2 separate regions of the Homo sapiens genome follow, and region 1 is linked to region 2. The links are chromatin contacts, found by Hi-C in ENCODE. All regions are on one chromosome and are shown on one strand. Each heading gives the region's core, a stretch centred on a gene start or an enhancer-like site at or near the end of the contact. The rest is flanking DNA. Distances are from core to core; before and after follow the strand shown. Region 1 holds the start of ELFN1 (extracellular leucine rich repeat and fibronectin type III domain containing 1). Region 2 overlaps MAD1L1 (mitotic arrest deficient 1 like 1).

The links. Hi-C counts contacts between places; a loop is a spot of excess contacts on that map. Pooled maps may share reads with other maps.
Region 1: a map with no recorded cell type shows a loop between it and region 2 (5-fold over the local background). The contact joins the promoter of ELFN1 here to the enhancer-like site in region 2. A Hi-C loop is called at or near these places in 3 of 37 single-sample maps with no recorded cell type and 7 of 50 pooled maps.

Annotation. Positions count from the first base shown.
Region 1 is chr7:1,666,263-1,672,270 of GRCh38, forward strand. ELFN1 (extracellular leucine rich repeat and fibronectin type III domain containing 1) reads left to right here and starts at 4,015. Exons shown (of 4, transcript NM_001128636.4): 1 at 4,015-4,092. RefSeq lists enhancers at 2,739-3,446, 3,447-4,153, 4,154-4,860, 4,861-5,567.
Region 2 is chr7:2,033,236-2,039,649 of GRCh38, forward strand. All of the region lies in intron 12 of MAD1L1 (mitotic arrest deficient 1 like 1), which reads right to left. Among named protein-coding and RNA genes, the nearest start is that of SNORA114, 53 kb to the right of the region's middle. RefSeq lists an enhancer at 1-220. Within about 2 kb of position 4,761, at least 13 of the 41 ENCODE cell types and tissues checked have a DNase peak (open chromatin) inside an H3K27ac peak, as active enhancers do.

The DNA.
Region 1 (6,008 bases), core at 2,765-5,264, 370 kb before region 2:
GGCAGGGAAGAGGATGCTCTCTGGGGGGGGCGGCGGGGGGCAGCGCAGGGTCCCCAGCGGCTCTCGCAGCCCGGGCCACCCCATCCCTGGTGCCCTGACCTCGGCGTCCGCGCCAGGGCCGAGTCTCCCCGCCCGCGGGGCTCTGGATGCGGCGCTCGGGGCCCGCGGCTCCCGGGCGTCCCCATCCACCCACCCAGGTTCGGAGGCGGGCGCACCCGAAGTTAGCGGCCGCCGAGCCTGGGCCGGACAAACTTCCCTCCCCGACGCCGCGGCTGGAAGGGCCAGGACTCCGGACCCCTAGGGCTAGGGAGGCGCCGCGGGGACCCCGAAACTTTCCGGAGCGCGCTGAGAGCAAAAAGCCGGCTGGGCAGAAAGAGGGGGAGGGGGCTGGGCGCGCCTTCGAGTGCGCTGGGGTAGCCGCGGCGCCCCAAGTTGAACCACAGACGAACCCCTCTTCATCTGAAACCTGGTCTCGGAGTCGGAGGTGGGGAGGGAGTGGGCTGTGGGTGCCTCGACTTCGCAAAGCCGGCGTGGGGGGGCGCAGCGCCCCGCCCCGCGCCGCTTGAACCTCCGGAGGGGGTGTTACGGGACCCCCGCCCCCACCCCAGCCGGTGGCTGGGCTCTGCCGACCGCTGCGGAGCTCCCGGGAAGGACCCGCTCGCGGCTATTAATAGGCGTCGGTGACCCTAGCCTCTCCCGGTCCGGGAAGCTGGCGCGGCGGGGCTGGGCTGGGCTGGGCTGCCGAGTGGGGCGGGACCCCGGGGCCCAGAGCGGACCCCCAGCTCTCCTGGTCCCTCTTCCGCCGCTCTTCCCTCCCTGCCGCCTGCTTTCCTCCCATTTTCCCTCTTCGATCTCGGGGTGTCGGCCCCCCCCCGAACTTTTTCTCTTCCCAAACTGCACGGTGGCCACCCGGTCACGGCCCTGGGCCGTACCCGCGCAATCTCAGCACCATTCCCGACCGAGTCCTCCGCCGCGGGCTGAGCGCGAGTCCCCGGGGCCAGGCTGCCCAGGGAGGAGCAGGGACTTCCTACAATCCGCGCCCTTCCTCCCAACCCACGGCGAGCGCAACACATTCGCCCGCCCCTGCGGCCCCATCTGAGGGCGGGGAGAGGTCGCTGGGGGCAGCTTCGGGGGTTGTGGAGGGCAGGGGGGACCCGCGAAGCTCCTGGAGCGTTTAGGGATGCAGCTCGGGCGGCGTGTGCAGGGAGGAAGCAGCGTCCCGGCGTCCCCCCTTCAGCGTCGCCTTCGCGCGCCTCGAGGGCCCAGGAGGGTTCGGTCTCCCCCACCCCACCTGGACACTCAGGTCTGAGCCTGAGTGGATTTGAGGATCTGGGGGACGGGGAATACGGAGTCCTTCTTCCTGCCTCGGTGTCTGCAGAGCCCAGCCCTCAGGCAGCGTGGGGATCTTTGTCCCCAGGGCCAGCGCCGGCCCCGCCCCCCGCCCCGTTAACTCCGGGACTCCGCCGCCCTCCAGGTTCCAACCTCCCAGCTTCACCGCCGCGTCCTCTCCCCGGTTCTGGGTCTGGGGGAGGGGCAGGGGGCGTGGAGCGCGGCGTTGGGCCCCGGACAGATGTCCTCGCGGCGGCGGCGCCGGCGTCCGGGTAACAGCAGGCCGCCAATCGGCGCGGCCACGGGGGAGGGGCGACCCGGCCGGGACTCCGGGGACTCGGTCGCAGCCGGACGGCGCAGCCTCCGCTCGGGGTGGGGGGGGGGGGCGGCCGCGAGGACTCGACCCCTGCCGTGCAGCCCGGCCTCCAGTCCTCTGCCGTCCCCTCCCCCAGCTCCAGGTTTCGCTCTCTGCTGGGGTCCTGGCTCCTCAGGTTGCGGGATCTCGCCTCCCACGGCCCCGCGCGCGTACCCCTACCCGCCCCTCAAGTTGACCTCTGAGGTTCTCCGTGGATCTCAGACCCCGAGTGACCGCAGAACTGACCTCTGGGGTCAGGCAGTACCGGTCAAGGGCGCTCTGAAGAGGCCCTCGGCCTCAGTTTGCACCCCGAGGAAATGGACTCATCATGCCTGCTCCTGGGAAGTAGCAGGACGTCCTGGCGCGGCTCCTCCGGGCAGGCGCCCAGCACAGCGCAGGGCACACGGGGGACACCTGCGAAGGCAAAGGAGGCTCATTCCAGAGCTTCGGCTGCACTTGGCCAGCACAGGCCTGGGGGAACCTGCTGGAAATGGGGATCCAGTACCTCTCTTGGGGTTTATGTTTGGCAGGCGGAGTGGATAGGCTGGGGCCCGGAGCCCGGTGGTCATCTTCTGCACAAGGCTGGCCAGGCCAGAAGCTGGAGGGTAGCTTACTGGGACCTTCCAAGCGTGACCAAGGAAGCTCTGGGGGCCGACCAGCTTCTCCCTAGTGGAGCTGCAGCTGGGGAGACCTCACAGACAGGCAGGGAGGAGAGGGTGCCCCGCTCACCGCCGGCCTCGTTCCACAGGCCCAGGCCTGGCACATCCCAGGCTTGCAGTATCTATCTGGTGGGTAAACAAGGACCTGCTCTTGGCCTGCGGCCTGGCTCTGACCGTGGTCCAGGTCGGGGCAGAGGGAGAAAGGCCACAGCTTAGGTGTTCCAAACCACCGGTGCCCTTCCTGCCGGCCCCTGGGGCTGTGCTGGGTTTCCAGGGCCCCTGCCCCCCAGTATTTGCATGAAATCGTGGGGGCGCACTGGCTTTCGTCCTAGCACTCCCCTTCAAGGCTCTGCACCCCTATCACGGGAGCCCCACCCAGCCAGCCGAAGGAGGCCACAAGCTCTAAATTACTAAATTCGGGCCAGTGCTGGGGGCCTGGGAGCCAAGGCAGCTCAGAGCCCACTCTCCGATTCTGGCTCCTGGAGAACCCTAGGACCCGGGCGTGTCAGGCCCTGCAGCCGGGCTAGGCCGGTCCATACAGGACTGAACGGCGTCGTGGGCGTTCATTCACATTCCCTCTCCGGTCCCCACACACTATAGGATTTATCTTGATTTGCTGCCTTTGAATTGAGTCAACTCTTTTGTATGCTCGTTGAATTGCCCAGCTGCTGGCGGCGAGCGGAGAGCGTGCCGGGGGTACTGAGGCCGGGAACCAGAGGCGGGCGGGGGACAGGAAGCGGGGAGGGGGCGCCGGCGGGGACGCGCGGGCTGCGCGGGGACTGGAGAGGGTCCCCAGGCGCCGGCCGTTCTGCGAACGCGGGCTTGTCCAGGCACCGCCGGGGCCTGCCCGGCCCGAGCGTGGAGTCCCGAGGCTCCTGCCGGGGGTCCAGGCTGCCCCTGGGGCTCTGCCTTCGACGCGCTGTGTAGGGCCAGATTCTGGGCCTCTCTTGACTCAGTTTCCCTTCCTGTAACATGCGGACGGGGGCTTCCGCACAGGCAGGTTGTCAGGGTGAAACTGAGCCGAAGAGTGCTCCAGAACCCCCTGAAGTCCTCACAGAGGTTGGGGTGAATGAAGGAAGGAAGCGGGGCCAGGGCTGGGCAGAGGAGGCCCGGCCTGCGCCCTGCGTTCTCCGCCCCTAGGTCCCTGCCCTCCCGGATAAGGGGCGGACCGACGGGAGGACCTGAGAACGCCTTGGCTTTGCTTGAGGTGGTGGGAGTCGCGGGTAGCTTGTTCAGCCAACAGCTGTCGCCCCCACTCCCCCCACCCACCCACCCACCCCCTCCACCTTTTAGATGTGGGCGGGGAGGGCCGGGGACGGACCGCGAGGACGCCCCCTGCGCTTTCTAGGACCTCCCCTCCTTCCCCAGCCCCTGCGCGTCGCCGGGAGAGGGAAGGAGCGGGTTGCCGCGGGGAGCCGAGGAGAGCAGGGGGCTCGGGAGGCCAGGGAGAGAAGGGGAGGGCCAGAGGCTCCGAGCCGGACTCGCGGCGGAGGAAGAGGGGGTGGAAGGGAGCGCGCAGGCGGGCGAGGGAGCGAGGGAGGGAGAGAAGGAGGGAGGGAGGGAGGGAAGGGGGGCGGGAGGGGGCAGGGCGAGCTTGAATTCCCCCCCGGCCGCGCGGCGAGGGGCGGGGCCGCGCGCGCAGATCGATGGGCGAAGCTGGGGAGGAATTTCAATCCCGGGAGCGAAGTTAGAGCTTGAAGGACGGCGGCGGCTGCGGGCGCAGCCCCGGAACCGAGGCCGGGCGGGCAGGTAAGCGGCGAGCGCGGCCGGGCGCTGAACCTGGGGGACTTGGGACCCGGACCACCCCCGGGGAGCGGCGCGGCCAAGCCCCCCGCCACCTCGAACCCCGGGCGTCCCCGAGTGCGCAGCGTGCGCCCCCAGCCCCTGCTGCGCCCCCAGGCCTGGCGCGCGATCCGAGCGCAGCGGGCAAAGTTGGAGGAACTTGGCGGCGGCGGAGCGGGCGCAGGCTCAGCCCGACAAAGCCCGGGGGCCCGGGTCGGGGTCGCTGCCGCAGCCCGCACGCTGCCCCGTGCCTCCGAGAGGTCCCTTCCCCAGCGCCTCTCTCCCTTCCGTCCCCCTTCGCCGTCCGCACCCTGCCCGGCGCCCCCCAGACGCGGCCCCCTGCCCTTCCCTTCCCGGAAATTAGGGGGCTGTCCTCACCTCCTGGCCGAGTCGCTGACCCCTCCCCAGGCTCGCATCGCCCTCCCTGCTGGGCCGCCCTCCCCCCGACGCTGCGAGCCTCCTCGCTCCGCGCGGGGACCGTCCAGTCACGCACGGGGAGGGGTCACATTCCTCGGTCCCAGCCCCTGAGTCCAACCACTGGCGGGGGGGTGGGGTGGGGGGCTTCGCTCCGAACTGAACTTACTGGGTGCTTTCCACCCCTCGCCCCACCTGGAGTCCATCCTCGTCCTCGTCCCTCTGGGGGCTGGGAGGAGGCTGCCAAGCCTCCGTGCCCCAACCTGCCTCTAAAGACAAGCGCCCCCATTTCCATCCTTTGAAACCTGCAGGTCACCTGCTTGATGCTGAGGGTGGGGCGGGGGGCACTGCCTGCCGTACCGCACACCGCCCCCCCCCCCATAAAAACGACACCCTCTGAGATGAAAATCCGGCTTTTCCAGGTCTCAGCTGTGTGACCTTGGGGCAGGTGAATCTCAGAGCCTCAGTTTCCACACCTGTGAAATGGGGCTAGGATGATCATGCCTTCTGAAAAAAACGAAGGCTTAGCAGAAAGGGTCGAGGCCGGCCGAGCCAGGTGTGCACGTCCTCAAAAAGCCTCCGTGCCAGCACTTTCCCTTCCTGCACACCCGGAGTGGGGCCTCTTTGGACCCTGGCTTGGGCTGGCTGCCTCTGCCGCTCATTCCCTCGATTGGGCTAAGGGCTGTGCGGAGAGCCTGGGGACAGAAGCTGTGGAGGGACCGGGAGCCAGGAGCAGATGTAAATGGCAAATCTCCCCATATTGCCTCTCTCAGGGGCTGCCCCCTAGAGAGGCCCCCAGCCTCCAAAGAGGTCCAGCTTGCACCCAGCCTTGGGGGAAACCCCATTGGGTTGGGCATAGGTTGCTTGAAAAGCATCAACATGCTCCTCTTCTCTGCCTGGCTGGCCCCCTGGCCTCCTGCCCCCTGGGTCCCTGCCCCTGCCACCTTTTAATTGAACAAGCATTGAGAAGACTGGCTTACAGGTCCCAGCCCAGGTTTGCGCCCCACTCCACCAAAGCAGGGGGACAAACTCCAGGGGGCCGTGTGTGGGAGGGGGTCACCCCCTCACCTGGATTTGAGGGGGTTTGGAGCCCAGCCAGGACCCCAGCACTTGGGTCCCTCATTTTCCTGGGCATACGGTGGTCAGGGAGTTCTGATCCCCACCCCTAGTGGGCAGAAGACCTGGGGGTCTCCAAGTCAGAGATTGGGGGCCATGCCCCTCCCCCTGTCCTACAGCCAGCTGTGCAGCCCCCTCCTCCTCGGCCGCAGCAGGACTGCTGTGTGCGTATAATTCAGGATGATACAGCAGGCTCGGCAGGCAGCTCCCGACTCCCAGAAAAGCCAGTGGGCACCTGAACCAGAGCCACACTCCTGAGGCCTGGTAAGTCTGGGGTAAGGGTGCAGGGATGTGGTGGGCACCTGCACCCAGGACCAGAGGAGGGGAGGGAGGGCGGCGTCCCTTCCCCACCA
Region 2 (6,414 bases), core at 3,511-6,010:
AACGCACCCCGGGGGCACAGAACACCTGGGTGCGGAGCCCCAGTTTGAACCAGCCCAGATGACCCGGTCACCCCTGCCCTCGCCTGCTTCACTGCACTAGAACTAAAGGAAACAAGATGGATACTCCATGGAGCAAGGCCCTGAAAGGCTGTGGGCCCCGAAGCAGTGGAAGGAATGACAGAGAAAGACCAGCACGCTTCGCCACACCAACACCTCCGTGGGTCCCAAAACGCCACTTAAAAACACAAAAGGTAAAAGACAAACTGGGGAAAACGTGCCACAAATACATGAAAACCTTTTACAAATCAATAGGAAAATCACTAACACGGTAATAGAAAACTGGGAAAAATCAACAATCAACAGAAGAAACGTAACTGACAAACACAAAATTCATTAAGACCCGTTCCTCACCTGGAGTGGCAAGAAGTAAAATGCTAACACTCAGCACGAGTGAGGCCATGAGGGCTGCACGCTACACCTGCTGGGACAGCAGTCACGGGCGCTTCTGGAAAACGAGTCAGCAAAACTGGCCAAGGGTCCTGAAGGTGTTCACACCCTTCCACTCAGTAACAATTGCCTAAAAAGTAATCAGACTGCGGTGGCTCACACCTGCAATCCCAGCACTGTGAGAGGCCGAGGCAGGAGAATCACCTGAGACCAGCCTGGGCAACATAGTGAGACCCCATCTCTACAAAAAAAATTTTTTTTTAATTAGCCAGGCGGGGCGGCATGCACCTATAGTCCCAGCTACTGGGGAGGCTCAGGCAGGAGGATATATTGAGCCCTGGAGTTCAAGACTGCAGTGAGCCAAGATGGCGCCACCACATTGCAGCCTGGGCGACAGAGCAAGACCCTGTGTCTAAACAAATAAATAAATAACAAATGAATCAGATATGGGGAAAGCACTGAGTCCAAGGATGTTGCACACATTAGCAATAATCATGAAAAAATTAAAAACAAAGCTAAATTTCCAATAAAGAGTCTCCTTTTTTTTTTTTTTGGAGACGGAGTCTCGCTGTCGCCCAGGCTGGAGTGCAATGGTGTGATCTAGGCTCACAGCAACCTTTGTCTCCCGGGTTCAAGCGATTCTCCTGCCTCAGCCTCCTGAGTAGGTGGGACTACAGGCACACACCACCACGCCCAGCTAATTTTTTGTATTTTAGTAGAGACGGGGTTTCACCGTGTTGCCCAGGCTGGTCCGAACTCCTGAGCTCAGGCAATCCACCCGTCTCAGCCTCCCAAAGTGCTAGGATTACAGGCATGAGCCACCGCAGCCGGCCAAGAGTTTACTTTTGGTATGTCTACACGAAGAAACATCGTACAGCCAAAAAAGATTTTATTTTCAAGGAATGCTTAATGGCACAGGCACTGGCTGCAATAAAATGTCACAAGTGCAGGAAGCACACAAGGCTGCCAGCTCTGCCACAGCAGTCCCCACACTCGGCTGCCTCCATGGCACCTGCGCACGTGGGTGTCCGTGAGTGCTTACTGGTTGGCTGATAGATTGGCTGAATGAATGAACAGGGGAGGAAAGGAGAGAAGGGAGACGTGGAGATGAAATGCATGCCATGTTCTTGGTGCTACCTCTGGGTGCAGGAGTCAAGGTCTTTTTCAATGGCCTCTTTATACTTTTTGATCAGTCCCCAAGCTTTGCACATGTCCAGTGTCACAGTCAAAGAGGGCTGCATGTTTTAAGAGTCCAGTGGTCAGAGCACTCACACCCATGTACTCCGCAGACCCAAACCTGAGGCCCAGCAGCACAGGGGGCCACAAGTCCACACTGGGGCTGGCCCCACAGAGGCGGGAGCTCAGGGAGGGACACAAACTCCACAGGGAAGCCAACAACAGATGCCTCATTTCTGAATAAAGAAATGCCAGACACGATGTGGGAGAAAAGGAAACCAGGCAGCCCAGAGGGGCCACATGACCCCACAGACAACCCCAGGGACACGCAGACCACACACAGCCCAAGGACACGCTGAGAAATGTAAACCGGAGTCCAGGCTCCCAGGCATGAGCGCGGGAGCGCTGACAAGTCGGGACAGAGCTGGGGTCCAGGCTCCCAGGCATGAGCGCAGGAGCACTGACAAGTCGGGACAGAGCTGGGGTCCAGGCTCCCAGGCATGAGCGCGGGAGCACTGACAAGTCGGGACAGAGCTGGGGTCCAGGCTCCCAGGCATGAGCGCGGGAGCACTGACAAGTCGGGACAGAGCTGGGGTCCAGGCTCCCAGGCATGAGCGCGGGAGCACTGACAAGTCGGGACAGAGCTGGGGTCCAGGCTCCCAGGCATGAGCGCGGGAGCACTGACAAGTCGGGACAGAGCTGGGGTCCAGGCTCCCAGGCATGAGCGCGGGAGCACTGACAAGTCGGGACAGAGCTGGGGTCCAGGCTCCCAGGCATGAGCGCGGGAGCACTGACAAGTGGGGACAGAGCTGGGGTCCAGGCTCCCAGGCATGAGCGCGGGAGCACTGACAAGTCGGGACAGAGCTGGGGTCCAGGCTCCCAGGCATGAGCGCGGGAGCACTGACAAGTCGGGACAGAGCTGGGGTCCAGGCTCCCAGGCATGAGCGCGGGAGCACTGACAAGTCGGGACAGAGCTGGGGTCCAGGCTCCCAGGCATGAGCGCGGGAGCACTGACAAGTCGGGACAGAGCTGGGGTCCAGGCTCCCAGGCATGAGCGCGGGAGCACTGACAAGTCGGGACAGAGCTGGGGTCCAGGCTCCCAGGCATGAGCGCGGGAGCACTGACAAGTCGGGACAGAGCTGGGGTCCAGGCTCCCAGGCATGAGCGCGGGAGCACTGACAAGTCGGGACAGAGCTGGGGTCCAGGCTCCCAGGCATGAGCGCGGGAGCACTGACAAGTTGGGACAGAGCTGGGGTCCAGGCTCCCAGGCATGAGCGCGGGAGCACTGACAAGTGGGGACAGAGCTGGGGTCCAGGCTCCCAGGCATGAGCGCGGGAGCACTGACAAGTCGGGACAGAGCTGGGGTCCAGGCTCCCAGGCATGAGCGCGGGAGCACTGACAAGTCGGGACAGAGCTGGGGTCCAGGCTCCCAGGCATGAGCGCGGGAGCACTGACAAGTCGGGACAGAGCTGGGGTCCAGGCTCCCAGGCATGAGCGCAGGAGCGCTGACAAGTCAGGACAGGGGAGGACGATGCATTCCTGCGCCACCTCCGTGCGGGGAACCAGAGCTCCAGCCTGAATCCCTTAGGGTTGGCTCAGAGTCCTCTCTGGATGAAGTGTCTAGTCTGAGGAGGACAATCCATCCGGTCGTGAGTTTGGACTCTTCCTACACACAAAGGCCAATATATCAAAATTAAATCCCACGGAAGCCCAGGTTGTCACTGGAGAGCATTCCCCAAGCTCCAGGCAGTGGTAAATCAGAGGCCTGAATCCACTGTGGGCCCTCTTTTGAACAGAAGACAAAAGGAAGAGCTTACCCCTAAAGGCAACCCAGCAACCCAGACGTGTGCCTGTCCCACCTCCCCAAGGCCAGGGCTCCTGATCAGAGGTGCTGTAAAGACTCAACAGCCCTGGCAGTACAGGGAGCCCAAGCAGGTGTCGGAAATGACACTGGGTACCTAGAATCCTAAGAACTAAGCTGTCTACAGATGCAGACCAACCAGGTGGGAGGTGGTCAGCTAGATCCCACCAACGCCACTCATACCCACCAACGCGCACGAGGCACGCTCCGCCTCCTGAACACTCCTCCCAGGGCTCCTCCAGCACTCCTCCCACAGCTCCCCCCACAGCACGAGCTTCCGCGTGCCCACCCACGCGCAGAAGACCTCCACCTGCCGCATGCTCCTCCCACAGCTCCCCCCACAGCATGAGCTTCCACGCGCCCACGAAGGTGTCCAGCCATGCAGCAAACGTGGATCAGGCCCAGGTACACATCAGATCTCACCGGTTCCAGTGCCTTCTGCCACGTGGAAATTTCGGCTCCTTCTTTGTCTTCTTAATAGACTCTTCTTTTTTTTTTTTTTTTTTAGAACGGGTTTAGATTTAGAAGAATGGAGAAGATGGTAGAGACTTTTCACATATTCCACACCCAGGTGCCCCACTGTTAACATCTTACACGAGCACAGTGTGCTGGCCACAATAAGGAGCCAGCATGGACCCAGGCACGCCTTGCTCTCCTGGACTACACAGATACTGTGCTTCTTACAAATGGAAGGCTTGTGGCCGTCCTGCCTTCGGCGAGGCACCATGTTCCCAACAGCATGTGCTCCCTACACGGCTCTGTCACATCTGGTAATCCTCATGGCGTTTCAGACATTGTATCACTATTATATCTGTTGTGGTCTGTAATGGGTGGTCTCTGATCTTACTACTGTCATTGATTCTGGGGCGCCACGTCCTGACTGTACTTCCGACATTGCATCACTGTTATGTCTGTTGTGGTCTGTGATCGGCGGTCTCCGATCTTACTGCTGTCATTGATTCTGGGACGCCACACACTATGCTCCTCAGACGGCAAAAGCTTCACCGACCAACGCTGCTTGTGTCTGGCTGCTTCACTGACCAGCCATCTCCCTCCCTCCCTCTCCTTGGGCCTCTCTATTCCCTGGGCGACACAACAGTATTAAAATCAGGCCAATTAATAACCCTACAACAGCCTCTAAGCATTCAAGAGAAAGGAAGAGTCGCATGTCTCTCCTTTAAACCAAAAGCTAGAAAGGATTAAGCTTAGTGAGGAAGGCGTGCCAAAAGCAAAGATAAGCCGAAAGCCAGGCCTCTCGTGCCAAACAGCTCGCCAAGTTGTGAATGCAAAGGGAAAGTTCTTGGAGGAAATTAAAAGTGCTGCTCCACTGAACACACCAACGATAAGAAAGTGAAACTGTCTTATTGCTGATACGGAGAAGTCTGAGTGGTCTGGATAGATCAAACCAGCCCCAACATTCCCTTAAGTCAGAGCAAGTTCCACGAGGCTGAGAGAGGTGGGAAAGCTGCAGAATTCAAGTCTGAAGCTAGCAGAGGTGGGTTCATGAGGTTTACATTAAGAGGCAGTCCCCATCACATAAAAGTACAAGGTGAAGCCGCAAGTGCTGACGGAGAAGCTGCAGCAAGTTCTCCAGAAGATCCAGCTAAGAGCACCAATGAAGGTGGCCACACTAAACACCAGATTTGCAGTGCACATAAAACAGCCTTCTGCTGGAAGATGCCGTCTAGGGCTTTTACAGTTACAGAGGAGAAGTCGATCCCTGCCTTCAAAGTTTCAGAGGACAAGCTGATGCTGTTAGGAGATAATGAAGCTGATGACTTTTTTTTTTTTTTTTTTTTTTTTTTTTGAGACACAGTCTCACTCATTCTGTCACCCAGGCTGGAGCACGGTGGCACAATCTTGGCTCACTGCAACCTCCGCCTTCTGGGTTCAAGCAATTCTCCTGCCTCAGCCTCCCAAGTAGCCGGGATTACAAGTGTGTGCCACCACGCCTCACTAATTTTTTGTATTTTTAGTAGAGACAGGGTTTCACCATGCTGGCCAGGATGGTCTCGAACTCCTGCTGACCTCAAGTGATCCGCCCACCTCGACCTCTCAAAGTGCTGGGATTCCATGCATCAGCTACTGTGCCTGATCTAAGCTTTTTATTTTGATCCAATTACAGATTCACTTGGAGCTATAAAAAATAATACAGAGATCACAAGTAGCATTCATCCAGTTCCTCCCAATAGCAACATCTGGCACAACTACAGCACAGTATCACAACCCGTATGCCGACAATGATACAGTCAAGATACAGCACATTTCATCACCACAAAAACCCCTCGGGTTGTCCGTTCACAGCCACGATTCCTCCTGTGCGTCTCCGTAACTCACGGCAGCCATCCACAGGCTGTCTATCACTTCAGCCTTTTAATAACGTCATGCAAATGGGATCATGCAGCACACGACCTTCAGGGACTGGGCTCTTCGCTCCGCTAAACTCCCTGGAGATCTATTCAAGTATGTTTATCCACAGTGAATTCCTTCTTAGTCCTGAGTATTACTCTGTGTGACGGAGGCACTACCGTTGTTTAACCATCACCACCGAAGGACATCAGAATTCTTTCCAGTTTTTGGCCATTATGCAAAAGCTGCTAGGAAGAGTCCTCTGTCGGGTTTTGTCCGAACCTCGGTTTTATTTCACTGGAATCGACACCCAGGAATGCGACTGCTGGTCATATGGGAGCTGCAGTGCAGTTTTTAAGAAACCCTCGAGCTGGTTCCAGGGTGGCTGCACCCTGTCACTCTCCCATCAGCAAGGCACCAGAGATGGAGTTTCTCTACACACTGACTGGCATCTGATGGTGTCCGTTTCTGAACTTTGACAGGTGTGCAGTGACACCTCACTGTGGTTTTAACTTGCATTTCCCTCATGACTAATGATGTTGAACATCTTTCCACGGGCTTAACTGTCATCTGTATATGTT